Linked DNA regions of Homo sapiens: region 2 is linked to region 1. The links are chromatin loops, found by intact Hi-C in ENCODE. Cell type or tissue: Caco-2. All regions are shown on one strand. Each heading gives the region's core, and the rest is flanking DNA. Links, peaks and the distances in the headings are about the cores only.

Evidence for each region. Hi-C counts contacts between places; a loop is a spot of excess contacts. Peaks named below come from ENCODE experiments on the same cell type or tissue, not always from the same donor. Only the 100,000 strongest peaks of a DNase experiment are listed, where the experiment ranks them.
Region 2: it touches region 1 in a loop (9-fold over the local background); 3 of 110 quality-filtered maps call a loop at or near these places.

Annotation. Positions count from the first base shown.
Region 1 is chr7:3,155,870-3,170,757 of GRCh38, forward strand. It overlaps LOC100129603 (a long non-coding RNA gene), which reads right to left and starts at 2,704. Exons shown (of 4, transcript NR_126024.1): 1 at 2,622-2,704; 2 at 2,269-2,386. RefSeq lists an enhancer at 12,291-13,086. In Caco-2, for the core only: no CTCF peak of the experiment used is centred there; DNase peaks (open chromatin) are centred at 7,678 and 8,632.
Region 2 is chr7:3,210,758-3,225,645 of GRCh38, forward strand. No RefSeq gene overlaps it. Among named protein-coding and RNA genes, the nearest start is that of SDK1, 83 kb to the right of the region's middle. In Caco-2, for the core only: no CTCF peak of the experiment used is centred there; no DNase peak of the experiment used is centred there.

The sequences.
Region 1 (14,888 bases), core at 7,222-9,721:
CTGGTATCGTATTTATGTTTTTGAGAGATGCCTACTGAAATATTTACATGTTAAGTGACAGAATGACTGAAATCTGCTTCAAAAGATTCCAGGGCTCATCTAAAGTGGGTAGAGGAACAGATGAAATGAGATTGGCCCTGAATTGAAAATTATTAGGGCTGCGCGTGGTGGCTCATGCTTGTAATCCCAGCAGTTTGGGAGGTCAAGACCAGAGGATCACCTGAGCCCAGGAGTTCCAGACCAGCCTGGGCAACACAGTGAGACCCTGCCTGTACTAAAAATAATTTAAAAAAAATTAACCAGGTGTGACGGCTCGTGCCTGTAGTCTCAGCTACTGGTGGGGCTGAGGCAAGAAGATCATTTGACTATGGAAGTCTAGGAGGTCGAGGCTGCAGTGAGCCCTGATCATACCACTGCACTCCAGCCAGGGGAAAAAGTGAGACCCTGTCTCAAAAATTAAAAAAATAAAGCACTACATTTCCTTTCTAGAAACACACACACAGGCAGATGTGTTCCATGAATCCCAATAACTGGGACAAGGAGAGGCGGGATGTCTGCAGTGTGGGATGATTCTGGGCCTCTGAATGACACTGAGCGGTCTGGGTGGAAATCCGCAGATTTTCCATCTTCCAGGGCAGAAGTCGGCATGCTTTCTGTAAAGGACTGGACCGTGAATATTTTAGGTCTTTTGGGCCATATCATCTCGGTCACAACTACTCATGCTGGTTGCACGACAGGGGCCAAAGACAATATATGAAGAAATGGGTGTGTCCCTGTTCCGACAAAACTTTATTTACAAAAACAGGCAGCAGACCGCATTTGCCCTGAGGTGGCAGTTTGACCAGCCCTGTCCTGTTGCTGGACAGAAGAACTTTCTGTGATGACGGAAATGTTATTTCTGTGCCATCCAGTATAGGAGCCATTAGTCACACGCAGTTACTGAGCACTTTGGATGGGGCTAGTCGGACTGAGGAACTAGTTTTTAATTTTTATTTAGCTTAAATTAGTTTAACTTTAAAAAGTCACATGGAGTTAGTTGCTACCACGTTAGACAGCACAGTTCTAGAGAGCCCAGCCCAGCAACTAAAAAGGAGGAGAGGCTGGGTGCGGTGGCTCACGCTTGTAATCTCAGCACTTTGAGAGGCTGAGGCAGCAGGATTGCTTGAGGACAGGAGTTTTAGACCAGCTTGGGCAACACAGCGAGACACCGACTCTATAAAAAAAATTTAAAAATTGGAGAAGTGTAGTGGTGTGAGCCTGTAGTCCCAGCTACTCAGGAAGCTGAGGTGGGAGGACTGATTGAGCCCAGGAGTTCCAGAGGAGCCTGGGCAACACAGTGAGACCCTGTCTCTACAAAAAGTACAAAAATTAGCCATGCGTGGTAGCATGCACCTGTAGTCCTAGCTACTCTGGAGGGTGAGATGGGAGGATCACTTGAGCCTGAGAGACGGAGGTTGCAGTGAGCCAAGTCTGTGCCACTGCCCAGTGAGCCTGGGCAACACAGTGACACCCTGTCTCAAAAAAAACAAAAAGAGGAAGAGGAGATGCAGCCCAGGGAGAAGAACTGATTTGTCTAAGACGTGGCTCCAACCTTTGGGTTCATGCTTCTCCCTGCGCCACGGTATGAAGTTGCCTGAACTCCAGAACCACTAAGCAATGAGGCAGGTGACCTGGGCTCTGATCCTCAGGCTGGGACCTGGGGAAAGCCATTCACCTTTAGTGTTCTGCTGTGTCTCCATGTGTACGAGGACCACACCCCAACCTCCTCGTCCATTCACCTGTGGGGGCCACCAGGGGGATCACAGGAGACAATGTAGGCAGAGGCCCTTTGAAAACTTCAAAGCGCCCCGGGAGTTTCCGGATGTTCTGCATTAATTTATCTAATCCAAGGTAGGAAAGTGAAACGTGGGCTATGAAAGACAGGAGGGAAGTCGGGTGATTCATCGCTCGGCTGGAACTCTCGCGGGTTAAATCTCTGTTTCAGTGAATTTCCTGGGGAGAATTCAGGGCCGTGTTCCAGCTAACAAATTCATCCCTTTGCTTTGACTCTGAACCATATTCTGGGACGGCATCAAAGCCAGCCTCCCAAGAGTCGCTTGGGGACTGTCTGGGCCCCGAGCTCTCCGACCCTCCTGCCTCCACTCTGCAGATGCTCCTGCTCCCATCTCCCCAGCACAGACCCCACCACAGCCTCCTGCCTGGCCCCATCTGCCATCCCTGCGGCTGAGCCCGACTGAGAGTGAAGTCCTTCATTAAATCAGTGCCTACCTCGTCCTGCGGATGGAGGTCATTCTCAGCCTCATTCCCCTTGCCAGAGAAGGATGTGGGGGGAGGCAGGCAGGGCAAAGGCAGGGAGACATCCTCTGGTCCAGAATTGATTCCTCTTCTGAAAGAAAGAAAAGCAAAGATGTCCCTAAAGGGGACATTAAAACTCTCAACAAGACCCTCAGGCTGGGAGTCTTCTTCCCAAGGCCAGGGTCAGGCCTGAGAGGTGTTCTCAAAGACCCGGAGTGAAATCCTCTTCCTAGACAAAGATGATTCCAAGGATGATTCCAAGTGGGAAGGGGAGAGAGGGGCCTTGCACGAGGCAAGTAACTAGGCCTGTGGGAGCAAGTTCGTACCGTCTACCCTCTGTCAAACTCTGTACTTGAAACGGTTCATGTTTTTTAAAAGGATGGGCGTTTTAAATCCCTCCATTCCGCTCTGCCCCGTGATGTAATTTAGAAATCACGAGAGCTCTCAAAAAAAAAAAAAAAAAAAAAAAAAACAAAAACCAGCGAGATGTGCTCACAGACCTTGGTCCGCAAATGTTTTTGCCAGATGCTGAGAACCTAGGCAGAATCCAGAGCAGCTTTTATAGAGGATTTGATGTTTAACTCATCATGGAGAGGTCCCTGATCTCTCCCTGGAGAAAAAGGAAGTCGATGGGGTCGTTTGTACGGCGAAAACTACAGCATGATGTTGGAGGGATCAGGGAGCCTCCTTCAAGGGTTTAGGGGGCTCTGGGTCAGGGCCTTTCTGGACGGTTCTTCCCTTGGGAATAGGAAGCCAGGATCACAGAGGGGAAGGGTCCAGCCCAGATTTGGAGCTGGATACCCTAGTGGGTATCCCTTAAACAGGAGCAGGTGAGCCTGTGTTACAGGACCCGATCTGGACCCCAAGAGAGGGTTCTTGGATCTTATGCAAGAAAGAATTCAGGGCGAGTCCATAGAGTAAAGAGAAATCAAGTTTATTAGGAAAGGAAAGGAATAAAAGAAGGGCTACTCCACAGACACAGCAGCCCCAAGGGCTGCTGGTTGCCCATTTTTGTGGTTATTTCTTGATGATATGCTAAAGGAGGGGTGGATTATTCATGCCTCTCCCTTTTAGACCATATAGGGAACTTCCTGACGTTGCCATGGCATTTGTAAACTGTCATGATGCTGGTGGGAGCGTAGCCGTGAGGATGACCAGAGGTCACTCTGGTGTCCATCTTGGTTTTTGTGGGGTTTTGCCAGATTCTTCACTGCAACCTGTTTTATCAGCAAGGTGTTTAGGACCTGTATCTAGTGCTGACCTCCTATCTCATCCTGTGACTTGGAATGCCTTAACCATCTGGGAATGCACCTAGTAGGTCTCAGCCTCATTTTACCCAGCTCCTCTTCAAGATAGAGTTGCTCTGGTTCAAATGCCTCTGACATCTGGGTGGTAGGGTTGTGCTGCCTGGCTTCTTAACTTCCTGGCTCAGAACCCAAACCTGTTGCCTCTGGCTGCCCAGCCAATGGGACTGTGACAGCTGGGACAGGAGAGCCACTGAGCTTATAAACACCTGTGAGCAGGTATCCGGTAGCCAGCGGGGGGAGAAGCGGTGGATAGACACAGGGCTTCCCAGCTTAGGCAGGAAAGGACTGGCTTCCCCACCCACCCTGTCCCCATACCCCCCTACCACCACCACTTTCTGGAACTTTCCTTAAACAACTGCTGGGCTGTTGCAATTTGCTGCTTCCCTTCTTTTCTTGTTAAAACATTTTATATTTTAAATTTGTTTGCAGACAATTTCCGGAAAAAAAAATAATATGTGTGTGGGCCACATTCGTCATCCTGCAAATTTTATTATTTTTTATTATTAGAGATTGCAACGTGTGCCTCACCATGCCTTTTTCTTCTTAGTAAAACTAAGTTGAGTTTAATTTGGCTAATTAAAAGACACGTAACTCAGATATCTGAGGCATATAGAGTTACCACATTCACAGAGTGTGAATAGGTTACCTATTACCTAAATAGAGTAGAAAATAGGTTACCAGGAGCTGGGAGGAGGGTGCGATGGTTAATACTGAGTGTCAACTTGATTGGATTGAAGGATACAAAGTATCAATCCTGGGTGTGTCTGTGAGGGTGCTGCCAAAAGAGATTAACATTTGAGTCAGTGGGCTGGGAAAGGCAGACCCACCCTTAATCTGCGTGGTCACCATCTAATCAGCTGCCAGCATGGCTAGAATAAAGGCAGGCAGAAAAATGCGAAAAGAGAGACTGGCCTAGCCTCCCAGCCTCCATCTTTCTCCTGGGCTGGATGCTTCCTACCCGCCAAGTTCTTCAGTTTTGGAACTCGGACTGACTCTTCTTGCTCCTCAGCCTGCAGACAGCCTATTGTGGGACCTTGTAATTGTGTGAGTTAACACTTAATAAACTCCCCTTTATATATATATATATTCCATTAGCTCTGTCCCTCTAGAGAACCCTGACTAATACAGAGGGGGAGATGAGAAGTTGTTGAATGGGGACAGAGTTTCAGTTTGGAAAGATGAAAACATTCTGGAGGTGGATGGTGGTGACGGTTGCCCAACACTGTGAATGCACTTAATGCCACTCAAATGTGCACTTAGAAATGGTTACAATGGGCCAGGCACAGCGGCTTATGCCTGTAGTCCCAGCTACTCAGGAGGCCGAGGCAGGAGGATTGCTGGAACCCAGGAGTTGGAGGCTGCAGTGAGCATCACTGCACTCCAGCCTGGGTGACAGAGCTGGACCCTGTCTTTTAGAAAATGAAAATAATAATAATAACAAAGAAATTATTAAAATGGTAAATTTTATGTTCTGTATATTTTAGCACAATTAAGAGAAGAAACATAACTAACAGGCATTTTGGTGCCTTATTAAGATGCTGTGTGTTTAAGCTTTTGTGAGGCTAGTGTGTGTGTGTGCGTGTGTGTGTGCCCTTGTGTGTTTGTTGTTGCTGTGTTTTATTTTCCCTGGCTGACTTGGTGAGCTCTTCATTGAAAAATCAGTCTTTCCATGCCTATTAATATATTCTTTAAGTCTGAGGGAGAAATTATCTTTTTTAACACTGTATTTTTTAAAAGGAAATTTTTCATGGCTCATGAGCTGGACAGCCAAAATTCACACAGGGGCTCTTTGGACCACTCTCCTTTATTTTTTTGAAATGGAGTCTTGCTCTGTTGCCCAGGCTGGAGTACAGTGCCATGATCTCAGCTCACTGTAACCTCCACCTGCTGGGTTCAAGCGATTCTCCCGCCTCAGCCTCCTGAGTAGCTGGGATTACAGGCACCTGCCACCACATGCGGCTAATTTTTGTATTTTTAGTAGAGGTGAGGTTTCACCATGTGGGCTTGAACTCCTGACCTCAGGTGATCCAGGTGCCTCGGCCTCCCAAAGTGCTGGGATTACAGGTGTGTGCCACTGCACCTGGCCACTGGACCACTCTCCTTGAAACAGTTTTGCTCAATCCCTTTTCTCCTCCTGGCAGCGGCCACAAAATGGAGTCAAAACGTTCTTTGCCGCCTGCCTTGTTGACTCACACTTGTAAACCCAGAACTTTGGGAGGTGAGAGGATGGCTTGAGGCCAGGAATTTGAGACCAGCCTGGGCAACATAGTGAGATCTTGTCTCTATAAAAAAATTAAAAGTTTTTTAAAATCCAAAAAAATAAAGACTCCAGAATAGAGTGCCTGGAACATAAGTGTCCTCAGTAAATGTTGGCTATGATGGTTAATCATAGTCTGTATTATTATTGAAATTATCACTGTGACTGGGCATGGTGGCTCACACCTGTAATCCCAGCACTTTGGTGAAGCTGAGGCGGGAGGATTGCTTGAGCCCAGGAGTTTGAGACCAGCCTGGGCAAGATTGGGAGACCCCATCTCTCGAAAAAAAAACAACAAAAAAAACAAGTTAAATCTAAAAGAAAAGAAAAGACATGCTGGCCAGGTGCAGTGGCTCACACCTGTAATCCCAGCAATTTGGGAGGCCGAGGCAGACGGATCACCTGAGGTCAGGAGTTCGAGACCAGCCTGGCCAACATGGTGAAACCATGTCTCTGCTAAAAATACAAAAATTAGCTGGGTGTGGTGGCAGGCGCCTGTAATCCCTGCTGCTTGGGAGGCGGAGGCAGGAGAATTGCTTGAACCCAGGAGCCGGAGGTTGCAGTGAGCAGAGATTGCACCATTGTACTCCAGCCTGGGTGACACAATGAGACTCTAACTCAAAAAAAAAAAGAAAAGAAAAAAGAAAAGAAAAGAAATTCCGTGTGGTCACATCAGACCTAGTGATGATTTCTTTTCTTCTCCACCCACCCACCCAACCAGTTGTATTTCCCATGGAGCCCAGTAGAGGGTAGAGGGTAGCAGCTTGAGCACATCCTGCATGGGTGGGAGGATGATGCAGGATTAAGGAGCTTCTCTTTTTTTTGTCTTGTGTTCTCAACACACTTGCTTTCTCTCCTGGAGGGTATCCTCTCTTACCCACGCTGTGGAGTACATGCCTCACTTTACCCTGTAAGTAGCCCAGCTCAAAAGGCAGCCATTTCTTTCCCATGAGCAAGGGGCCTCCCCTTTCGGGAATTTTCCTTTAGATTGGGCAGACCTGGACATTCCTCCCCTTCTGCCCTCCTTAGGAGGGAGTGCTGTTTAGCTTGGGTACATGAACCCCAGTGATATGGTTTGGCTGTGTCCCCACCCAAATCTCATCTTGAAATCCCACGCGTTATGGGAGGGTCCCAGTGGGAGGTAATTGAATCATGGGGGCGGGTCCTTCCCATGCTGTTCTCATGATAGTGAATAAGTCTCATAAGATCTGATGGTTTTATAAGGGGGAGTTTGCCTGCAGAAGCCCTCTCTTTGCCTGCTGCCATCCATGTAAGATGTGACTTGCTCCTCCTTGCCTTCCACCATGTTTGTGAGGCCTCCAGCCACGTGGAACTGTGAGTCCATTAAACCTCTTTCCTGTATAAATTACCCAGTCTCATGCATGTCTTTAATAGCAGTGTGACAATGGAACAGCACACCCAGAGAAGCTCTTCTCAAGTCATGAGCAGCATGCACATCAGCTGAAAGTCCCAAGGGCATATGCGGATTCTGACTCTGGAGGTGCAGGTTTTAAACTAAGTTCCAGGGAATGCTTGCTGGTGCATGGACAACCACTCCTCCAGCTGCAAGTCTAAGACCTTCAGAGTATCACTGGCCAAGACCCCACAGAACCTCGTGTGTGGGGAAGACACAAGAGTGGGTTCTGACCCCAGACGCTACCCACCGGGTCTGATGGGGAACATTGGCAGGCTTGTCACAGCTCCCAGTCAGCGGAGAAACCCCTCTGGCTACGAGAGCCATATGCTCTAGTTTTATGGTGAGAGAGGAGCCGGTAACCAGGGATGATGGAGTGGACTGGCTCAGAAGCATGCAGGACCAATTACGGGCACTCCTCAGATCCCATGCAACGTGAACTGCCTAGGGCATCAGTAAGGCCCCAGGGAGCACTCCGGGCAATAGAAAGTTCAGGACACCTCACAAAGGCCTGTCTGCTTTCTGTTCTTTGAAATGTTCCCTTCTAACAAGGAAACAGAAGTGACTTTTGCCTTCTCTCTCTGCTCAGCCCAAGTCTAACCAGAACTTTTTCTTTCTTTCTTTCTTTTTTGAGATAGGGTCTTGCTCTGTCGCCCAGGCTGGAGTACAGTGGCATAAGCACAGCTCACTGCAGCCTCTACCTCCCAGGTTCGAGTGATTCTCCTGCCTCAGCCTCCCAAGTAGCTGGGACTACAGATGTGTGCTACCTCACCTGGCCAACTTTTGTATTTTATTTATTTATTTTTTTGGTAGAGATAGGGGTCTCACTATGTTGCCCAGGCTGGTCTTGAACTCCTGGGCTCAAGTGATTCTCCTGCCTCGGACTCCCAAAGTGCTGGGATTACAGGTGTGAGCCTGTAACCCTGAGTTGGGGCTGTGGCGAGCTATGATTGGCCTAATCAGGACTTCCTTGGGTTCACATACGCCTTGCTCCTGGGAGGAGTGAGATGAATTCTTATCTGCTGTGGGATAGAGGAGGGGCACCAGAGCCTGTGTTTTTACACCAAGGACTGCGTGGGGCCCTACAGACCTGCCTTTCCCTGCCCAACCTCCTTCTCTGACCAAGACAAAACTGCAGGTTCACTGTGGCAGGTGATTACAACGGACAGAGGGTTTGTTCCCATACTCCATCTACCAGTGGTGACACTTCCTTTCCCTTCAGCTCACCTGCTCCCCCAACTCTTTGAAGAAATCTCAGTAATTCACTGAGATCAGAGTCTATCACACAAACATCCGAAATTGTAGCACACCGGGGAGCCTGCCAGGAAGGCCTATAATCAGATAACACATTCCAGCCCGGAGACCTTTCCAGAGGAAGGGTTAAGCTCCCAAGGTAGTTAGTGGAAATCAAAGAACTGCATGCTCTCATTATCTCATAACAAACATACCAGGTTAATAGCTGTCGCTGCCGCTCTAAACCACGTGTGTTGTGTTTTGTGAGTGCTGACATGGGGCGTTCTTTCTCCCACCATATCTGCAACTTGACAGTGTCATCGTGGTTGGGTGCTGGAGTCTCCTAAAGTGTTTTGCATACTGTCTCCTGCACGTTGCCTCGAAGGATTTTTAAATAATTGCTGTGTTTAATGGGAACTCCTTCCCCTCTCTAATCCCCTCCAGTAGAAAAGCTGGCCAGTGTGCCAGTGTGCCCGGGGGGCATTTATTTATAGCAGGAACGAAAGTGGAGCGTCCCAAAAGACTGTCTGCTTGTCCTGAGCTGGCAAGGAGCAAGGTTGGATGCCCAGCTGTCCTGGACCACCCCTTCCCATGGCTCCTCCAGCCTCCTCTCTCCTGCTTGCACCCTGGAGCTTCCTTCCAAGCAGGATGGGGGTGGGGGTGACAGAGACAGCCCCAGAAGGCAGGGACTGACTGTGGGGGACCCACAAGGCTTGTCAGGCCCCTCCCTTCCCATCAACCCCTGAGTGATGCCAGGGCCCCTGGGCAGGTGCTGCCAGGGCTTAGGACACAAGGACCTGTGTCCTGTGTGAATTTTGTGAATTCTGTGTGAATTTTGTGAATTCTGTGTGAATTTTGGCTGTCCATCTCAGGACCACTTTGTTCTTGGATAGGACAACGTGGTTGTGAGGACAGGTGTGAGCAAGGCAGCCAGTAGACCTGGAGGCAGGGGCTAGGCAGCCCCCTCGACAGAACCCCATGAAATTCTTGCACGTGGAGATTTATTTGCACTTGCCCTGAAATCCCACAAAACAGCGATGACAAAGATGGTAGCACCTCTGTCCATGAGAGAAGGCTGGAGCGTCAGGCTCCTGGGTGTCAACCAGGTCTGGCCAGTGCCTGTCATGCTTGGTCTGGGTGGCTCTGGGCCTGCCTGATGTCCTCCTGCTGACTGGTCTTGGCTGGCTCCAGGACTGGGACCCTCCTGGGGGTGGCAGAAGCCCCTGAGCCTGAGGCCTAGAGGGCACACCTCTGACAGCAAGGCAGCAGGAGCCTGTGCTGAGGTCAGACCTGGGTGGGAAATGCAGCTCCCATTTTTACCAGCTGTGTGACCTTGAACTACCTTCCAAATCTCTCCTTGCTCTTCTTATGGGTGGCATTGCTTTGCCCAACAAGATAAGTTGGAGTCTTAACTCTAAGACCTTACTCGGAGATAGGGTCTTTACAGAGGTAATTCAGATGAGGTCATTTGGCCAGGCGTGGTGCCTCGTGCCTAGAATCCCAGCACTCTGGGAAGCCGAGGAGGGAGGATCGACTGAGCCCAGGAGTTTGAGATCAGCCTTAGCAACATAGCGAGACCTCATCTCTACACAATTTTTTAAAAAAATTACCTGGGCACGGTGGCACACATGGCACGCACCTACAGTTCCACTTACTTGGGAGGCTGAGGCAGGAGGTTTGCTTGAACCCAGGAGTTTGGGCTGTAGTGAGCTGTGATCATGCCACTGCACTCCAGCCTGGCTCACAGAGCGAGAACCTGTCTCAAAACAACAGCAACAACAAAAAGATGAGGTCATCAGGACGGATGGACATTAATCCAACATAACCGTACTCTCACGCAAAGGAGAAATTTGGACAGAGACGGGCAGGCTTAGGGAAGAAGAGGGCGTGGAGACACAGGAAGAGCGCCACGTGGAGATCACAGTGATGTGGCTGCAAACTAAGGAAGGTCTGCGGCTCCCAGCAGCTGGAACAAGCAAGGGAGAGTCTTTCCCCGCAGGCTTCAGAGGGAGCATGGCACTTGACTTTGGACTTCTGGCCTGCAGAACCATGAGAAAATAAGCATCTGGGTTTTTTTTTTTTTTTTTTTTTTGAGACAGAGTCTTTGCTCTGTCACCCAGGCTGCAGTGCAGTGGCATGATCTCTGCTCACTGCAATCTCCGCCTCCCGAGTTCAAGCGATTCTCCTGCCTCAGCCTCCTGAGTAACAGGGATTACAGGCACCTGCCACCATGCCCAGCTAATTTTTGTATTTTTTTGTTTCTTTGTGGTTTTTTTTTTTGTTGTTGTTGTTTCTTGAGACAGAGTCTTGCTCTGTCACCCAGGCTGGAGTGCAGTGGCGCAATCTCACTGCAACCTCCGTCTCCTGGGTTCAAGCAATTCTCCTGCCTCAGCCTCCCGAGTAGCTGGGATTACAAATGCACGCCACCATGCCTGGCTAACTTTTGTATTTTTAGTAGAGACAGTGTTTCACCCTGTTGTCCAGGCTGGTCTCAAAATCCTGACCTCAAGTGATCCACCTGCCTTGGCCTCCCAAAGTGCTGGGATTACGGGTGTGAGCCACTGCAGCCGGCTAGTGTCTGTTCTTCTAAGCCACCACGTTTATAGTACATGGTGATGGGATCCCTAGGAAATGAATACAGACACAGGTGGGTAGTGCTAAGGAGATGATAATACAAACCCCAGGGTGGTTGTGGAATGATGTGAGATCACAGGACGCACTTAGCATGCTGCTGGGCACTAGAGACAGGCTCTGGAACTGACAGCGTCTATTCCCCAGGGACCAGGGGCCCTTTTCGCAACCTGCTGAATATTAGCTTGACCTTGGAGCTGCACTACTTCCATTTTATTTCATGATATTTTATTTTGCTGACTGGGAGTGAGAGAAGGGCAGGGAACTCAGAGACCCTGCAAGTAAATGTATGTAAAATTTGAAACGCAATTTAGCATGTGGAGCCGAGAGCCCCGAAACGCGAAAAGCACTCCGCCCCACACCCATCCCCATCCCCATCCCCACACACAGGGGTTGCCATTCTGGGTAGGAACCTGGCTGTGGCTGCCAGCCAAAGCTCATGAGAGAGGCGCGGAACAGGACCAGGTAGGTGGCTCTGATCACAGGCAGCAAAGCAGTTACAGATTCCTTTGCAAATAAGCCACCCTGTCGTCTTTTGCTGTCTCCTTTCTGGTATCTCTTCCCTCCCCGACCTCATCCACCTCCCCTTCCTAACAGATCCAACTTGCAAAGATTCCTGGCTTCTATGCGCCTCTTGCAGCAATACTAATTAAATGTTTCAAATGCTTCTTATCCATGGTTAAGTGAAGATAAAATTTTAATGATTTAATTAGCAAGCTCTAGGAAAAAAAATTCATAATGAAGAAAGGCGTTTGCAACTGTCCTAGGCTTTACACATTTCTGCGTAATGCTGCACTGGAGTTGGAGGAGGCTGGGCCTGCAGTGTGCTTTGCCACACTGCCTGGAAACAGAGACACCCCCAACTTGCTCCCCAGAGAGGGAGGGTGTCTCTAGCCAGACTGGCTCTCATCTTTTGAGGGGGAAATGGCACCCTGGAAACGAGGGACCCATTAACTCAGAAATGAAGTGGAAATGCTTGAAAACGGATGCTGTTTTCCAAAGTAGACTCTCGAAATTGGTCCATTTTTCACACGTCCTCATGACTTTTTTTCATTTTCCTTTTAGTGTGTGGCTCTCTTCGTTTCAACATGGGTAACTGATTTACTTCCAGCCACGTGAATGTTCAGAGTTTACTAAGAGAAAACTCTCATGGCTTCAGGGAGGATGGGATTTAAATGGAAAAATTAATTGCCTTGTTTGAAGACTTTTGGTGTTTGGAGCCTCGGGAGGCTCCCACCATTCAAAGTGGTTTTTTGTTTGTTTGTTTGTTTGTTTTTGTTTTTAATGCAAAGTGGTTGACATTGAGTGACCCCATGTGGAACGATCCTTCTCCGAGAGGCGCTAGCCTTCCCTGAGCACCTTGACTTCCACCATCGGGATCCTCTATGCACCCTGTTCTGTTCACTGCCAAGTGGCCTCCTGTGCAGATCCACAAGTTCCCTAAATGGCCTTGGAAGACGCAGGGTGTGCCATGTTGGTTCAGCAGAAAATATCATGTCCCGAGAAGCCAGTGGACGGCATCACCCTGGCCAAGCTCTGGCACAGGGAGCTGCAATGTGTGTGCCAAGCTGCTTGGAGAACTGGCTCTGGAAGCAGAGCCCCTGGTGCCCAGACTGGAATGCGGGACCAGAAACACGTACTTTTCGTCCTCTGGGGCGCGGATGACGCTGGCACGCACTGGGGCTCCTGCTCCACCTGCCCTGAGGTGAGACCCCATGTCCATGTGCCACACACCATGCAGGCAGCAACGAGTGTTTACCCTATTTCCCCTGCATGTGGGACAGGACTTTCTAAACAGGTTGCTAATAAGTAGTTGAATAAATGTGCAGCAGATGCCATCAGTGCTCGCCCCTCGAGCTACCTCTTTGTCCCCTCTGTCCTGACTATTTGTACTCACCACGACTTTCCTTTGCTGTGTTCTGACGCTTTGATGTCTTGGGTCTTGCTGACCCTGGAGGGACTGCGCCTCCCAGGGCTAGCGGATCCCCAGAGATAGTAAATGACTCACTTGTGAGTATAGCTTTCATCTGCAAACCAACCAACCCATCTCTGACCACTTCCTCTGTAGGGCTCTTACACTCTGGTCACCCATCCAACCTGCCCTGACCACCCCAGGGCCAGGTACTGGATAACAAGGGGCAGCTCCTGTGCCCCGGAGCCCGCTGAAATGATCCAAACAGCCAACCTGAAGCCTGCTCGCCCTGCCTCACCTGTGCTTTCCCTCGGAAACCACCACAAAGGCTCTCACACGCTTCCTCCCGCCCCTCTGTCTCCGGACTGACCCCGGGGCTGCTTTGTGTGGCCCCGTGTGACACGTCCTGGAATCTGTGAGTATAAAAAGCCTTTTATCATGACCATCATTTCTGTGTCTGTGTGTCTTACCATACCTGAATTAAGACAAATCCTAAGAAGCCTTAAAACACCGGCCAGGCATGGTGGCTCACACCTGTAGTCCCAGTGCTTTGGGAGGCCAAGGTGGGGCGGACTGCTTGAGGCCAGGAGTTCAAGACCAGCCTAGGCAACATAGTGAGACCCTGTTTCTATAAAACGTTTAAAAATTAGCTGGGCATGGTGGCACGCTCCTGTTCTAGGTACTCAGGAGGCTGAGGTGGGAGGATTGCCTGAGCCCAGGAGGTGGAAGCTGCAGTGAGCCGAGATTGCACACCACTGCACTCCAGCCTGGGTGACAGAGTAAGACCTTTTGTCAAAACAAAACAACAAAAAACCATCATCGTAGTGCACTGCCCTGACTTCCAGCTGCCTGGGGGCCCTCTCTGGCCCCTAGGGTCCAAAAGAGCCTGAGAATGGATGGCCTTCTGCATTCAGTAACACTGAGCCAATGACTGACATATATAAATATATGTATGTGCAATATAACTGATATATACATATATATATATATAATATAAATATAACATGTATCAAAATACAATGTAAGGCTGGGCAAGCAATAATCCCAGCACTTTGGGAGGCCAAGGTGGGTGGATTACCTGAGGTCAGGATTACCTGAGGGTGGATTATCTGAGGTGGATTACCTGAGTTTGAGATCAGCTTGGCCAACATGGTGAAACCTTGTCTCTACTAAAAATACAAAAATAAGCTAGGCATGGTGTCAGGCGCCGTAATCCCAGCTACTCTGGAAGCTGAGGCAGGAGAATCGCTTGAACATGGGAGGTGGAGGTGGCAGTGAGCTGAGATTGCGCCACTGCACTCCAGCCTGGGCGACAGAGCAAGACTCTGTCTCACAATAAAACAAAACAAAAAAATACCAATATAAATATAACTATACATATCCACATATTCCACACACCACGCCAGAGTTGGAATCACTCTGAGGACATGGTCTACACTGAGTCACTAATTCCGAACCCAGCAGGATGAAGCCCAGGTGCCATGGTGGCGGTCGGCTCGGTAACACACTCTCTATTAGAGGCTCCTCCCCTCCCGCCTCACTTCTCTACTCTCCTATCTATGCTTCCCTGGGCCACCTCCCAAATAAACCACCTGCATTGGCATCAACATCGCAGGATCTGCTCCTGGGAAATTTCAAAATCAGGCAGAATGAAAGAATGAGAATACATCATTCCCAGACACGTATCTCCTCATCCCCCATGGAAGGAAGCGTGCCACCTGCCTGGCCGGAGCAGCCCAGAGGCTCTCCAGCGTCCTCTTGTATCATGTATTTTGGTTCCCAAATCTGAAATTCGGTCAATCAGATTCTCTCTTTCTTTGGAATTCAAACAAAGAAACA
Region 2 (14,888 bases), core at 6,500-8,999, 54 kb after region 1:
GAGGTGGGCTCCAGGTCTGCCAGGCCACTGAGTGTGGGCCATCTGGGGGCCAAGTTCAAGGCAAGGTTATGGATCAGCAAAAAGTAGGAGGAGACAGAGTCAGGGAGAAGCTCCAGGATGGAAGGAAAGAGTCACTGATCTCCTAAAGGCCCTTTTTTTTTTTTTTTTTTTTTTTGAGACGGAGTTTTGCTCTTGTTGCCCAGGCTGAAGCGCAATAGTGTGATCTCGGCTCACTGCATCCTCTGCCTCCCAGGTTCAAGCGAGTCTCCTGTCTCAGCCTCCCGAGTAGCTGGGATTACAGGCGCCCGCTACCACGCCTGGCTAATTTTTATATTTTTAGTAGAGATGGGGTTTCATCATATTGGTCAGGCTGATCTCAACCTCCTGACCTCAGGTTATCTGCCCACCTCGACCTCCCAAAGTGCTGGGATTACAGGCGTGAGCCACCGTGCCCGGCCCTAAAGGCCCATTTCTAACATGCTCCTCCATGGAGTCCCTTTCCTTGAGCCTGGCTGGGTGGTGCAGGAGGGCCTCTGTTTCTTATGAATCGAGAAAGCCATCAGGAACAGGCATACCCCAGGCGTTCCAGAGAACCACAGTTCTTGGGAGATCTCGGGAGATCTTGCACAAGGTCGTCCCCCAACCTTGTCAAGTGAAAAAGACACTTGGATGTCATAAGGAGAGACTATCTGAAAGGGTTATTACAAGGGGGAGGGGGATGGCTCTTGCAATGGAGGGAGGGGGATTATTTCAATAGGGGGACTGTTCTGAACATAAAATCTGCAAAAATACTTTTCCTGTTTTTTCTTTAGAGACTGGGTCTCGCTTTGTTGCCCAGGCTGGAATGCATTGATGTGTTCACAGCTCACTGCAGCCTCAACCTCCCAAGTAGCTGGGACTACAGGTACACACCACCACGCCTGGCTAATTTTTAAATGTTTTGTAGAGATAAGGGGTTGTCTCACTGTGTTTCCCAGGCTGGTCTTGAACTCCTGGTCTCAAGTGATCCTCCCACCTTGGCCTCCCAAAGTGCTGGGATTATCGGCATGAGCCACTGTGCTTGGTTTTTCTTTTGTGGGGAGTAATAAGACCAGAAAGACCCAGTGTGAGGAAGTGACATGAATGTGTCCACATGGTAGGTCAGGGTCGGTTTTATCCTAGGGCAGCCGATTCTTAAGGGTCTGCGGGCTTACCCCAAGGGCGGGCCTGAGGAAGGAGGAAGTTTCACCAAAGTTTGGTTCTCAAGCATGTTGTTCCCAGTGATCAGTGGAGACAAGCAGTTCAGCTGATCATTAGTGAGGCAAGGAGTGGGAATTTGGAGGGTCTGTGTCTGGCCTGGTTGTAAGCACACAAGGGGCACCTGTGAGCCTCATTTAAGCATCTAAGTCCTGCTGTTATAGTGGGTGGCTAGTTAGATATGAGCGGCGCGATTAGAGGGCTCCCCACACCCCAGGGTGCGCACACACACACACACACACACACACACACACACACACACACACGGAGTGTTGGGCGACCATCAGGTGATGATCAGGCAGTTTTTTTGTTTTGTTCTTTCAAGACGGAGCCTTGCTCTGTCGCCCAGGCTGGAGTGCAGTGGCATGATCTCGGCTCACTGCAATGTCCACTTCCTGGGTTCAAGCAATTCTCCTGCCTCAGCCTCCAGAGTAGCTGAGATTACAGGCATGTGCCACCACACCCAGCTAATTTTTTTTTTTTTTTTTTGAGACAGGGTCTCACTCTGTCGCCCAGGCTGGAGTGCAGTGCTGTGATCTCGGCTCACTGCAACCTCTGCCTCCTGAGTCCAGGGATTCTCCTGCCTCAGCCTCCCCAGTAGCTGGGATTACAAGCACCCACCACCGCATCAGGCTAATTCTTGTATTTTTAGTAGAAACAGGGTTTCACTATGTTGGCCAGGCTGGTCTCAAACACCTGGCCTCAAATGATCCGCCCCCACCTCGGCCTCCCAAAGTGCTAGGATTACAGGCCTGAGCCACCACGCCCGGCCAGGTAGTTGTTAACTGTTGCTGTAAAGTAATAATTGGTCACAGCTGGTGCCGGGGAAGGCAAGGTCCTAATAGAAAACACCTGAAACTGATCAGCAGCTTCCCAGTAAGATCCCAGGAGCAGGGAGAAGTAACGTAAGGTTCTGGAAGTGTTCCAATATGTAAAATCCCCAGTCAAGGCCAGGCACTCTGGCTCACGCCTGTAATCCCAGCACTTTGGGAGGCCGAGGCGGGCGGATCATGAGGTCAGGAGATTGAGACCATCCTGGCCAACATGGTGAAAACCCATCTCTACTAAAAATACAAAAAAAAATAGCCGGGCGTAGTAGCACATGCCTTAGTCCCAGCTACTCAGGAGGCTGAGGCAGGGGAATCGCTTGAACCCGGGAGGCGGAGGTGGCAGTGAGCCGAGATCGTGCCATTGCACTCCAGCCTGGTGACAGAGCAAGACTCCATCTCAAAAAAAAAAAAAAAAAAAAAAAGAGAAAAAGAAAAAAATTCCCCAGTTAAGAGGCCGAGCTGCATACTTGGTTTCTCAGGGCACCTGCTGGACCCTCTTCCGAGTCTTACTTTCCTTCTTTTCTTGCCTTCCTTTCCTTTCTCTTCTAAAGCTTTGTAATACATTTTCACTCCTGCTCTGAAACTTGCCTCGGTCTCTCCTTCTACCTTATGCCCCTCAGTCGAATTCTTTCTTCTTCTTCTTTTTTTTTTTTTTTTTTTTTTTTTGAGACAGAGTCTTGCTCTGACACCCAGGCTGGAGTGCAGTGGCATGATCTCAGCTTACTGCAACCTCCGCCTGCCAGGTTCAAGCAATCGTCTGCCTCAGCCTCCTGAGTAACTGAGATTACAGGCACCTTCCATCATGCCTGGTTAATATTTGTATTTTTAGTAGAGATAGGGTTTCACCATCTTGGCCAGGCTGGTCTGAAACTCCTGACCTCCTGATCCACCTGCCTCGGCCTCCCAAAGTGCTGGGATTACAGGAGTGAGCTACCTCGCCCGGCCTTGAGCTCTTTCTTCTAAGGAGGTGAGAATTGAGGTTGCTGAGATCTGTACGGATTCGCCACCGGTAACTCAGCTATGTCACACCAGTAACACTGCAGACAAGGGAGTTCCTTGCCATGAGCCGTTTTCCAGAACACAAAAGGATGGGTGGCGGGGAGTTCTTGTCCACGCTGCCTCCCAGGAGCCTGGGGCTCAGGTAAAATTCAACATTGTCTATGGGCATGGTGACCCACTTGTAATCTCTGCACTTTAGGAGGCTGATGGGGGAGGATCACTTGGAGCCCAGAGTTCAAGACCAGCCTGGGTAACAAAGCGAGACCCCCATCTCTATAAAAAATTTAAAAATTACTCAGGCATGGTGGCAAGCACCTGCGGTCCTAGCTTACTTGAGAGGCTGAGGCAGAAGGATCACTTGAGATCAGGAGGTCAAAGCTGTAAAGAGCTGTGGTCGCGCAACTGCACTCCAGCCTGGGTTACAGAGCAAGACCCTGTCTCAAAAAAAAAAGCAAAAAAGACTGTCACCTCCAGGAGTCGCTAAAATATTCCATGCCTTGTGGATATTATACAAAAACAAAATTAGCACATTTGCCAGAAGCCATCTGTTGAATTCTTTAGGCCTGTGGTCCCAGCTACTTGGGAGGCTGAGGTGGGAACATAGCTTGAGGCCAGGAGTTTCAGGCTGCAGTGAGCTATGATGGCACTACTGCAGTCCAGCCTGGGCAACATAGTAAGACCCGATCTCAACATTTTAAAAAGTAGCTAGGCATGGTGGTACACACCTGCAGTCCTGGTACTTAGGGGGCTGAGGCAGGAGGATTGCTTGAGCTCAGGAGGTCAAGGCTGTGGTGAGTTATGATCGCACCACTGCACTTCAGCCTGGGCAACAGAGCAAGACTCTGTCTCTACAAAAAGAGGCCTTCCAATTGTTAAAGTGAACTAAATATGGCCTAAGAATGACTCTGTACTTCTATATCTGAGTCCTTGTGGACAAACTGCAACCTAGCTTAATAGGCAGACAAGACTGAAAACCTAACTTAGGAGTCTGCACCTGCAACAATAGCTGAGTCTTGGCCAATCCCAGCAGCCATAGTTCAACCACTCATACACTGCTGAGTGTTCAAACTGTGTTCAAATAAGGCAAATGCCAACCTGTAACCAATCTAGCTGTTTTGTACCTCACTTCTGATTTCTGTACATCATTTCCCTTTATCGTCTATAAATCTTCTTCTACCACGTGGCTGTGCTGGAGTCTCTGTGAATCTGCTGTGATTCTGGGGGCTGCCCATTCGCGAATCGCTCATTGTTCAATTAAACTCCTTTAAATTTAATTCAGCTGGGCCAGGCATGGTGACTCATGCCTGTAATCCCCGCATTTTGGGAGACCGAGGTGGGTGGATCACTCGAGGTCAGGAGTTTGAGACCAGCCTGGCCAACATAGTGAAACCCCGTCTCTACTAAAAATACAAAAATTAGCTGTGTGGTGGTGCGCACCTATAATCCCAGCTACTCAGGGGGCTGAGGCAGGAGAATCACTTGAACCCAGGAGGCAGAGGTTGCAGTGAGCCAAGATCACGCCACTGTACTCCAGCCTGGGTGATAGAGACTTTGTTTAAAAAAAAAAAAAATGAATTTGGCTGAAGTCTATGGAGTCCTTCTCAGGCCATATTTAGTTCAATTTAACACAGTGATACCCTGGACCCATGGCCTCTCCCCTTTTCTTGACCTCTCCCAACCAACCAACAACAGACTCTGACCCTAGACACCAGGTTCTTTTGAAAAACCCCAAATCGCTTCCATTGTGCAAGTCAGCCTGTAGACCTGGTGCCGGGAACTGTGTTGCCACAGTTGCAGAAAACTCAAACCTATTTCCAAGTGACAATAAAGTAATATGTATTATCCATCTTTTTGTACCCATTGTAACTACTGAAAGTTCCATAGGCTCGACTGTGTGCCGGACACTGCTCAAAGCACATTATCCATATGAATGGATTTATGGGATCTAAACAACAGCCCGTGAAGGTAGAAGGGCTTATACCCATTTTACAGATATGAGAACTGAGGCCCAGAAAAGTTGTTATGGGCCCAAGGTGACAGAGCTGGGATTTCAACCCAGGCAGTCTTGCCCCTTGGCTGGGATATTCTTTACCCCACACTCCCCATTCTCAAGGCCATAGCGTAGCACCACCTTGCTTCCCCTAAATAATTATTTCCCACTTCTCGGCAGGTGGTGTGGAATCAGGATCTCCATCATGACGTTAGTGATGGCTTTTGCCGTGGAGGTGAGTGGGCATGTCTGTTCTCTAAAATGCTGCAGAAAGAAGCATCAGATTACCTCCAACGCACTGTGTCTAGACCAGTATTGGGAACATAGGTGCTTTTCCTTATAAGAGGTTTTCAGAGTAAATGAACTTGAGATTTCATTAAGATAGCTATTGTGTAAGAAAACTGGCCTGTCTGGCTGGACAGGTTTTGTGTTTTGGGGTTTTTAAAGAACTACCTGTTTTAAAATAAGATTAGTATCAATTTGGTTACCCTCTCTCTGCAAAGAAATCACCAGTCTCAGAGGCTCCTACATGTGCTAGGCGGAGGCATTACTGTGGCTGCTGCCTGCAGGCGTTGTGACTTGGGGGTTCACCCTGGAGATAAAACAGTGTCAGTGTGGGGTCAGTTATCCCAACAGTGAGGTCTGCCTGCCGATAATTGAGTCCTACTGTGTGCTGGGCACTGGGTTAAGCCCCTCACATACCTCGTCGCTAACTCTTACGATAATCCCAGAGTGTATCATGATTAAAAACTTGTGCATTGGAGTGGCCCAGAATTGGGCTAAATCCCCAGTTTACACTTAATAGCTGTGTGACCTATAGTAGGTTGCAGTCCCCTCTGTAGACTTCAGTTTCCTCATATAAAAGTGGGTATCCTAACGGCATCAGCTTAACAGGGCTGTTGTGAGAATAAATGAAATCATGCACGTAAATAAAGCATGCCTATAAAGCAATGACTACATAAATGTTATTCTAAAAATAGTCATCCTTATCCTCATTGTGCACAAGAGGAAACCGAGGTTCAGAGAGGTGAAATGACCTGCCTCCAAACTGCAAGGCTAGTAGCTGGTGGAAATGGAATTTGCAGATCCAGATTTAAATTCTAGCATGGAGGAAACAATTAAGCAGTGGGAGTGGCCAGGCACAGTGGCTCATACCTGTAATCCCAGCGCTTTGGGAGGCCAAGGCAGGAGGATCGCTTGAGCCCAGGAATTTGAGACCAGCCTGGGCAATATAGCGAGACCCCCATCTCTACAAAAAACTTAATAAGTTAGCCAGGTGTGGTGGTGTCCACCTGTAGTCCCTCTACTGAGGAGGCTGGGGCTAGAGGATTGCTTGAACCCAGAAGTTCCAGGCTGCAGTGAGCTATGATTGTGTTATTCCAGCCTGGGCAACAGAGTGAGACCGCATCTTAAAAAAATAAGTAGGAGATAGTAACAATGGTAACAGTGACTATTATTATAGGCTAATGGCTGCAGGCCCAGGAACCTGAGCTGACCCCCATCGTGACTAACAGCCTACTGCAACTGCAAGAGTCAGGCTGACTGTGATAAGGGATTGCTGAGGAGGAAGGGCTTGCAAGGTGATTATCAGAAGCAGTGGCCCCTCACCTTGGCTTTGCCCTCTTTATATGCAGGTGAAGCAGAGGGTAAGCTAAACCTTACCTGAAGCCTCAGAATTCTTCTCCATTTACAGACAGCGCTGCTACCCCAGCCTGAAATTTAAAAAAAACCCAGCACACATACTCAGGGAAACACATCAGGAATTTAAAAGATCTTCCAGGGATGATGTGAGACCCCTTGATTGATAAAAATAACAGTGACAGAGAGACCGTGTGGCGTAGTGGTTGGGCTGGGAATCCAGCTCTGCCACTGACTGGCTGTGCAACTTCGGGCAAGTTTCTTTTTTTTTTTTTTAATTTTCTTTTTTTTTTTTTAATTGAGATGGAGTCTTGCTCTGTTGCCCAGGCTGGAGTACAGTGGCGTGATCTTGGCTTAGTGCAACCTCGGCCTCCCAGATTCAAGCGATTCTTCTGCCTCAGCCTCCAGAGAAGCTGGGATTATAGGCGCCCACCACCACACCTGGCTAATTTTTGTATTTTTAGTAGAGACAGGGTTTCACCATGTTGGCCAGGCTGGTCTCAAACTCCTGACCCAGGTGATCCACCCGCCTCAGCCTCCCAAAGTGCTGGGATTATAGCCATGAGCCACTGCACCCGGCCAACTTTGGGCAAGTTTCTTAACCTTCCCAAGCCTCAGTTCCCCCATCCATAAAACGGGGATGATAGTAGTTCCTATGTCAGAGAGTTGGGGTGAGGAGGAAATGAGATGCTTGCAAATGCCTGGCCCCTAACAAAGCCCACAATAAAATTTAGCTATTTGCAAAAGTGAGTCCCTCTTGGCTCCCAGGGAGGCTGAGGTAACACTTGTCAAGGGTGGGTGGGCTGATTCAGGGGTACTACATTCGTGTTGTCTTGTCTGTATGGTAGAAACATCAAGTCCCACTCCTAACCTCTCAGAAGAAAGTGAGTAAATGAAGACCCTAAAGTTACACCAGAGAAAACCTGTCAATTCCCGCAACCTTCCTTTTGCCCTGCACCCTTTCCCATCCCCCAAAGTACACTTGACCCCTCTCTAAAGTGGCTGAATTCTACAGTACTCTGGGGAGAAAGTCAAGTTCTTAGCTATGACGTTGGTCTTTTTTCCCCGCTTTTGTTAAAAGAAAAAATGATGAGAAATGTTCCTTTCTTGCATTCCTGCACCATCTCCTCTTTCTCTTCCTCAATTTCTTAGGAACGAAATCACCCAAGATATAAATAAAATGTTCTAAATAAAGCTCTGCCTAACTGCAGCGTAAGACATGTCTGTGTACGTTTGTGACTGTCAGCCAAAATAAGTTAACCTCCGATGGAAGTCATTTTCATGTAATTAATTATTCTTGTCGCAGCTGAAAGAGACAGGTGCATTATTGGTGTACTTTGGCAGAACTTCTGGGTGAACTTAAGAAGTCTGCATTTCAAACACACCAAACAACTGGAGTGCAGCTTTGGCTTTTGTTCTGATATTGTTTCTTGACTTGGAACCTTTATTTCTCAATTACTGCAAACTGAAAAAAAAATGAAAACAAAAGAACAGACATCAAAGGCATTCTGAAGTACAGGAGGTACGTGATGTGCCAATTAAGCAACAGGAATGCCGTCTATTCTGCAACAGCTGATGTTTTCATTCTCCCACTCAGAAAAGGGGTTTAGGTTGTTTGGGGTTTTACAGAAAAGCCACTTGTGATCGGGTAAGTCTGTTATTAGCAAGAGTTTTCTTTGTGTCATGGAGGTCAAAGTCCTGGCATGTTAACATTTTTGAACAAGAAAGAAACATAGCAGGATGAAAGAGAGACTGGCCAGGTGAATTTGCAGCTTGTTGAATGAAACTGTTCAAATACGGACTATTACGGAGTTGAGGGTCTCTAGCGGAATGCCTTAGGGCTCTTTCCTTAGCCTTCTGAAACTATTTGAGGCTGACCAAAGGGGGAAATGCCAGGAAGCTGAAGGAACAGTAACTGCTGGGTGACAGAATTAGATCAACCCACTCCAAAGACTAGTATGATGGGCCTATTGAACCAGCTGTTTTCCAAAATAAATGTTTTAGAAAATAGCTGTTTTCCGTTACTTTCAATGGCAAAAACTGCAATTACTTTTGTACCAACCTAATAAATTCTTGCCAAAACAAACAAAAAAGCCCAAAACCGAAACCTACAGCATATGAAGAGTTAACTTGAAAGCTACCTTACAATCTTACCCTTTCTAAGACATTTGGTGTTAATTGCTCTTATAAGCAGTATGGAATTATATTTTAAATCCAATTTGATATTTAACAGGTGAGTTTGACCGAATCGCATTTATTGTAATTGCTGTTATATTGGGATTTAATTCTATCATCTTATTTTGTATTTTTCTATTGCTATGTTTGTCTCCCTCTCTTTTTTTTTCTATGAATTGATGAAATTTTTTTATTCTCATTTTTTTCTTCTACTGTTTTGGAAATGACAGCTTATCTTTCTGTTCTTTCATCAGTACCTGTACATTTTTTTAAAATGGGTAGTTTGTGGCCCTAAGAAGGATAAGACATCAGTTTGAAAAGAGACCCTATCAGAGTAGCATGAATTCTGCTAAAATTGAAGCAGGAACAAACATCAAGTTTATGATGAACTTTGGGTGAAAGAATGGTGAAATCATTGATACTTTATAAAAAGTTTATGGCAACAATGCCACAAGGAAATCAGAAGTTTACAAATGAATAAGTTGTTTTAAGAAGGGATAAGATGATGTTGAAGATAAAGCTTGTACCAGCAGACCACCTACATCAGTTTACCAGAAAAAAATTAATCTTGTTGATGCCCTCATTGAAAAGGACCAAAGAGTAACAGCAGAAACAATAGCCCACACCTTAGATATCTCACTTGGTTCCGCTTACACAATTCTGACTGAGGAATCAAAGTTGATCAAACTTTCCACTTCATGGATACCAAACTGTTGCACCCAGATAAGCTACGGACAAGGACAGAGTTTCAGTGGAAATTTTGAGCAAGTGGGATCAAGATCCTGAAGCATGTCTTCAAAGAAGATGAAACATGGCTTCACCGGTAAAATCCTGAAGACAAAGCACAGTCAAAGCAATGGCTACCAAGAGGGGGAAGTGGTCCTGTCCAAGCAAAAGGAAGAGTGAACCACTCATAAGCAAAGGTCATGGCACCAGCTTTTTGGGATGCTGAAGGCATTTTGCTTGTTGACTTTCTGCAGGGCTAGATTACAACAGCGTCTGCTTATTGTGAGGGTGTTTTGACAAAGTTAGCCAAACTTTAGCAAAAAAGCTCTCAGGAAAGCTTTATCAGAAAGTCCGTCTCCACCACGACATTGCTTCTGCTCATTCCTCTCATCAAACAAGAGCAATCTTGTGAGAGTTTTGATGGAAAATTACTAGGCATCCACCTTACAGTCCTGATTTGGCTCATTCTGACTTCTTTTTGTTTCCTAATCTAAAAATCTTGAAAGGGTACCCATTTTTTTTTTCAGTTAATAATATTAAATATACTGCATTGACATGGGTAAATTCCCAGGATCCTCAGTTCTTTAGGAATGGACTACATATCATCACCTACAAACACGTCTTTAACTGGATGGAGCTTGTGTTGAGAAATAACGTTTACATTTCTTATTTTTATCTTTTAATTTCTTTTTCCCATAAAGTTTTTGAAGTTCCTTCATATTTTTATTTTGTGCTCACACTGGAGCAATAACTTATCTGGGTATAGGATTCTAGATTGACAGTTGTTATTTCTCCACAGTTTTGTGTTTTCTGGCAACTAATGATGAGCTGTCTGCCTAATTGTCTTTGCTTTGTAAGTAATCAATATATTCTCCCTGGCAGCTCTGAACCTCTTCCTGTCTATCCCTAGTAATCTGTAGTTTCACTAACATTGTCTATGTGTGAGTTTATTTGTATTTATGTTGCTTGGCACAAGATGCAAAATTTCTAACTAAGGACTTCATATGTTTTCACAAAAATAAACTTGAGCAGATAAAAAGACAACCCTTGTTCTTGGACAAGATGACTCAATACCATATAGATGTCAATTCTCCTCAAGTTACTATGTACATTTAATATAATCCATAAAGGCCAGGCACAGTGGCTCACGCCTGTAATCCCAACACTTTGGGAGGCCGAGGTAGGCGGATCACTTGAGGTCAGGAGTTTGAGACCGGCCTAGCCAACATGGTGAAACCCCGTCTCTACTAAAAGTACAAAAATTAGCCAGGCATGGTCGTGGGTGCCTACAATTCCAGGTACTTAGGAGGCTGAGGCAGGAAAATTGCTTGAATCCAGGAGGCAGAGGTTGCAGTGAGCTGAGATCACACCATTGCCCTCCAGCCTGGGCAACAAGAGCGAGACTCTGTCTCAAAAAAAAAAAAAAAAAAATCCATAAAAATACCAAGTTTTTTTTACTGGAGTTAGACAAGTTGGTTTGAATGTTCAAATGGAAAAATAAACATGCAAAAATAGAAAACCATTTAAAAAGGGCAATAAAGATTGACTAGCCTTCCAGATAGTAAAATATATTACATAGCCTCTATACTAAGAGTGTAGTCCTAGTACATAAATAGAAAGACCAATGGAACAAAATAGAAAATCCAGAAATAGGCACAAGGACATATGAGAATTTAGTATGTGATAAAAGTGACATCTCAAATCACTGGGGAAAAGATAGATTTTTTAAATAAATGATTTTGTAATACAGATTTGAAAAAAAGATAAAATCAAATTCATTGCTCCAACTGTAAACTAGAGTAAATTCAAAGTAGATTAAAAGTTTAAATGTAAATAATAAAACTACACGGCTGCTTTTTAAATTATGGATGAATTCATTTGTAATCTGGATATGCAGAAATCTGTTTTAACTATGATGAAAAATCCAGATGCAATAATTTAAAACCTTGATAAATTCTATTGCGTGAAAAATACACCATGTTCATGGTTTAAAACATTAATGTGAGCAAAGTAAAATCAAAGGAATAAGAAATGAGAAACTGTGGAACATAATTACAACCTATACTACAGATAAGGAGCTGAAAACCTTAATACGTAAAAAACATTTATTTATTTATTACTTATTTATTTACTTATTTATTTATCAAGACAGGATCTCACTCTCTCACCCAGGCTGAAGCGCAGTGGTGCAATCATGGCTCACTGCAGCCTCGACCTCCCTGTGCTCAGGTGATTCTCCCACCTCAGCCTCCAAAGTAGCTGGGACTACAGGTGTGTACCACTATCCCCAGCTAATTTTTTTGTATTTTTTGTAGACAGACTTTTGGCATTGATATGGTTTGGATCTGTGTCCCCGCCCAAATGTCATGTCAAATTGGAATTCCCGGTGTTGGAGATGGGGCCTGGGGGGAGGTGATTAAATCGTGGTTGCAAATTTCCCCTTCGGTGCTGTTCTTGCAATAGTGAGTGAGTTATTGCAAGATCTGGTTGTTTAAAAGTGCGTGGTACCTCCCCGATCTCTCTCTTCCTCCTGCTCCAGCCATGTATGAAATGCCTACTTCTACCTAACCTTCTGCCACGATTGTAAGTTTCCTGAGGCCTCCCCAGCTATGCTTCCTGTTACAGTGTCAACCACGAACCAATTAAACCTATTTTCTTTATAAATTACTCAGTCTCAGGTATTTCTTTATAGCAGTGCGAGAATGGACTAATACAGCCATCTTGCCTAGGCTAGTATCAAACTCCTGGGCTCAAGCAATCTGCCCACCTCAGCCTCCCAAACTGCTAGGATTATATGTGTGAGCCACTATGCCCTGGCCATAAAAAGCTTTTTAAAATGGAGGGATAAAAGGCCACAGACAATTAAAAAATGAGCAAAAGACATAAACATCTAGTTTATAAAAATCAATATACAATTATCCTTTTAGACATTAAAAAGATGTCAACTTTACTCTTAAGGGAAATAGAAATTAAAACTAGTTTACACTGTAGTACAATTTCTTACCTTTCATTTTGGCAAAAATTCAAAACCTTGATATTTTGTTGGGGGGAATGCTGTTTAAGCCCTTGTGCACGTTGCTGGTGGGGGTGCAAAATGTATAAACCCTATAGCAGGGAATCTGGCAATAGCCAACCAACTATAAAACCTTTTCTCTTTGATTCATCAATCCCACTTTTAGGAATTCACCCTGAAGATACACCTCCACAATACGAAGCAAAATATGAATAAGCCAGCTGTCACACCCTTATTTCTAATAGCAAAATACTGGAAACAACCTAAACGCCTATTCATAGGCGAAAGATTGAATAAATTATGATGAATACACACAATAGAATACTATGCAAAAACAATGAGGAATCTCTAAGAACTCTGCTGAAATGATTTCCAGGATCCATTGTTAAGTGAAGAAAGCAAAATGTAAAAGAGTATTATAATATGCTAGACTCTGTGTGTGTGTGTGTGTGTATGTGTATATTTATTTGATTTTTCTTCTGAAATGGAACACAGGAAAGATAAAGCAGAAATTAATGAAGACAATTATCCATGAGGTTTAAGGGACTGGAGTGGAAGTGATAGGAATAGAAATGAGACTCCTCTGAGTACAATTTTTATAGTTGGGTTAATATCTACCATATTTATAACTGTTTTCTATTCACAGCCCTGCTCTTTTTTCTTAATTTCTTTCTATCTTTTTCTTTTCTTTTCTTTTTGGCATTCCCTTCTTTTTATATCTTCTCTGGTTTTAAGTGAGCATTTTATATGATTCAATTTTCTCTTACAGCATTTCAATTATATTTCTTTTAAGAACTATTTTAGTGTTTGCAGCATACATTTACAACTAATTCAAGACCACTTTCAAATAATATTATACTGTTTCATAGGTAGTGCAGGTACCTTAAAACGGAGTACTCCCAATTTCTTGTTCACAACCTTTGTAATATTGTTGTCATACATTTCATTTATATCCATAAGTTATAATCATCCAATACAATATTGCTGTTGTTTTTAACAAAGTTATATATTAGATCAATTAAGAATAAGACAAATAAATGATTTTTTATTTTATCTTTATTTGTTTGTTTTCTAATGCTCATTCTTTCTTCACGTAGATCTGAATTTCTGACCTGTATTACTTTCCTTCTCTCTGAAGAACTTATTTTTAGATTTCTTATAAAGTAGGTCTACTGATGACAAATTCCATCAGTTTTTGTTTTTCTGAGAAAGAAGGTCTTCTTCACTTTTAAAGGTTAATTTTGCTGGATAGAGAATTACTGATTGGTGTATTGTTTTTTCTTATTTTACTCCACTCTCATTTTGCTTGTATAGTTTCTAAAGGGAAGTCTGACATAATTCTTATCCTTGTTTCCCTTCAGGTAAGGTGTTTTCTTCCTCTGACTTCTTTCAAGCTGTTCTCTTTGTTTTCTAGTTTAAATATGACATGCTTAAAGGTTTTTTATTTGTTTATTTTGTTGTTGTAGTTATTTGTCCTCCCTGATATTCTCTGAAGTTACTGAAACTGTGGTTTAGTGTCTCTCGTTAATTTTGGAGAACTCTCATGCATTCATATTTCAAATGTTTTGTCTATTCCTTTCTATGTTTACTCTCCTTCTGGTAATCCCATTACATGTATTTACACCTTTTGTAATTGACCCATCATTCTTGAACATTCTGCTCTTTTTTTTTTTCATTCTCCTGTTTTCTCTTCACATTCCAGTTTGGGAAATTTCTCTTGACATTTTTTCAAGCTTGCTGATTATTTTCATAGCCAAATCCAGTTTACTGATGAACCCATTAAAAAATTATTTCTTTCTGACACAATGTTTTTAATTTCTAGCATTTCTTTTAGATTCTATATTAGCATGTTCCTATCTCTGTTTCCAATTACCATGTGTTGTTGCCTGTCGTTCGCTTTTTTCCATTAAATCCTTTAGCATACTAATTGTAGTTATATTAAATGCCCAGCTTGACGATTTCAATGTCTATGAGTCTGGTTCTGATGCTTGCTTTGTCTCTTCAGACTGTGTTTTATTGTGCTTTTTAGCATGCCTGCAATTTTTTGTTGAAAGTCAAATAAGATGTATTAGGTAATAGGAACTGAGGTAAATAGGCCTTTAATTTGAGGTTTTATGCTTATCTGGATGGGAGTTAGGCTGTGTTTAATGTTTGCTATAGCTGTAGCTATAGGTGTCAGAGGCTTCCTTGTTTTTTTCTCTCCTGTTGTCTTTGTGTTTCCCTAGAAAGATTATTTTTAAATAGAGTCTGTGTCTTGAAGCTGTATCAGTTGTAATCCATT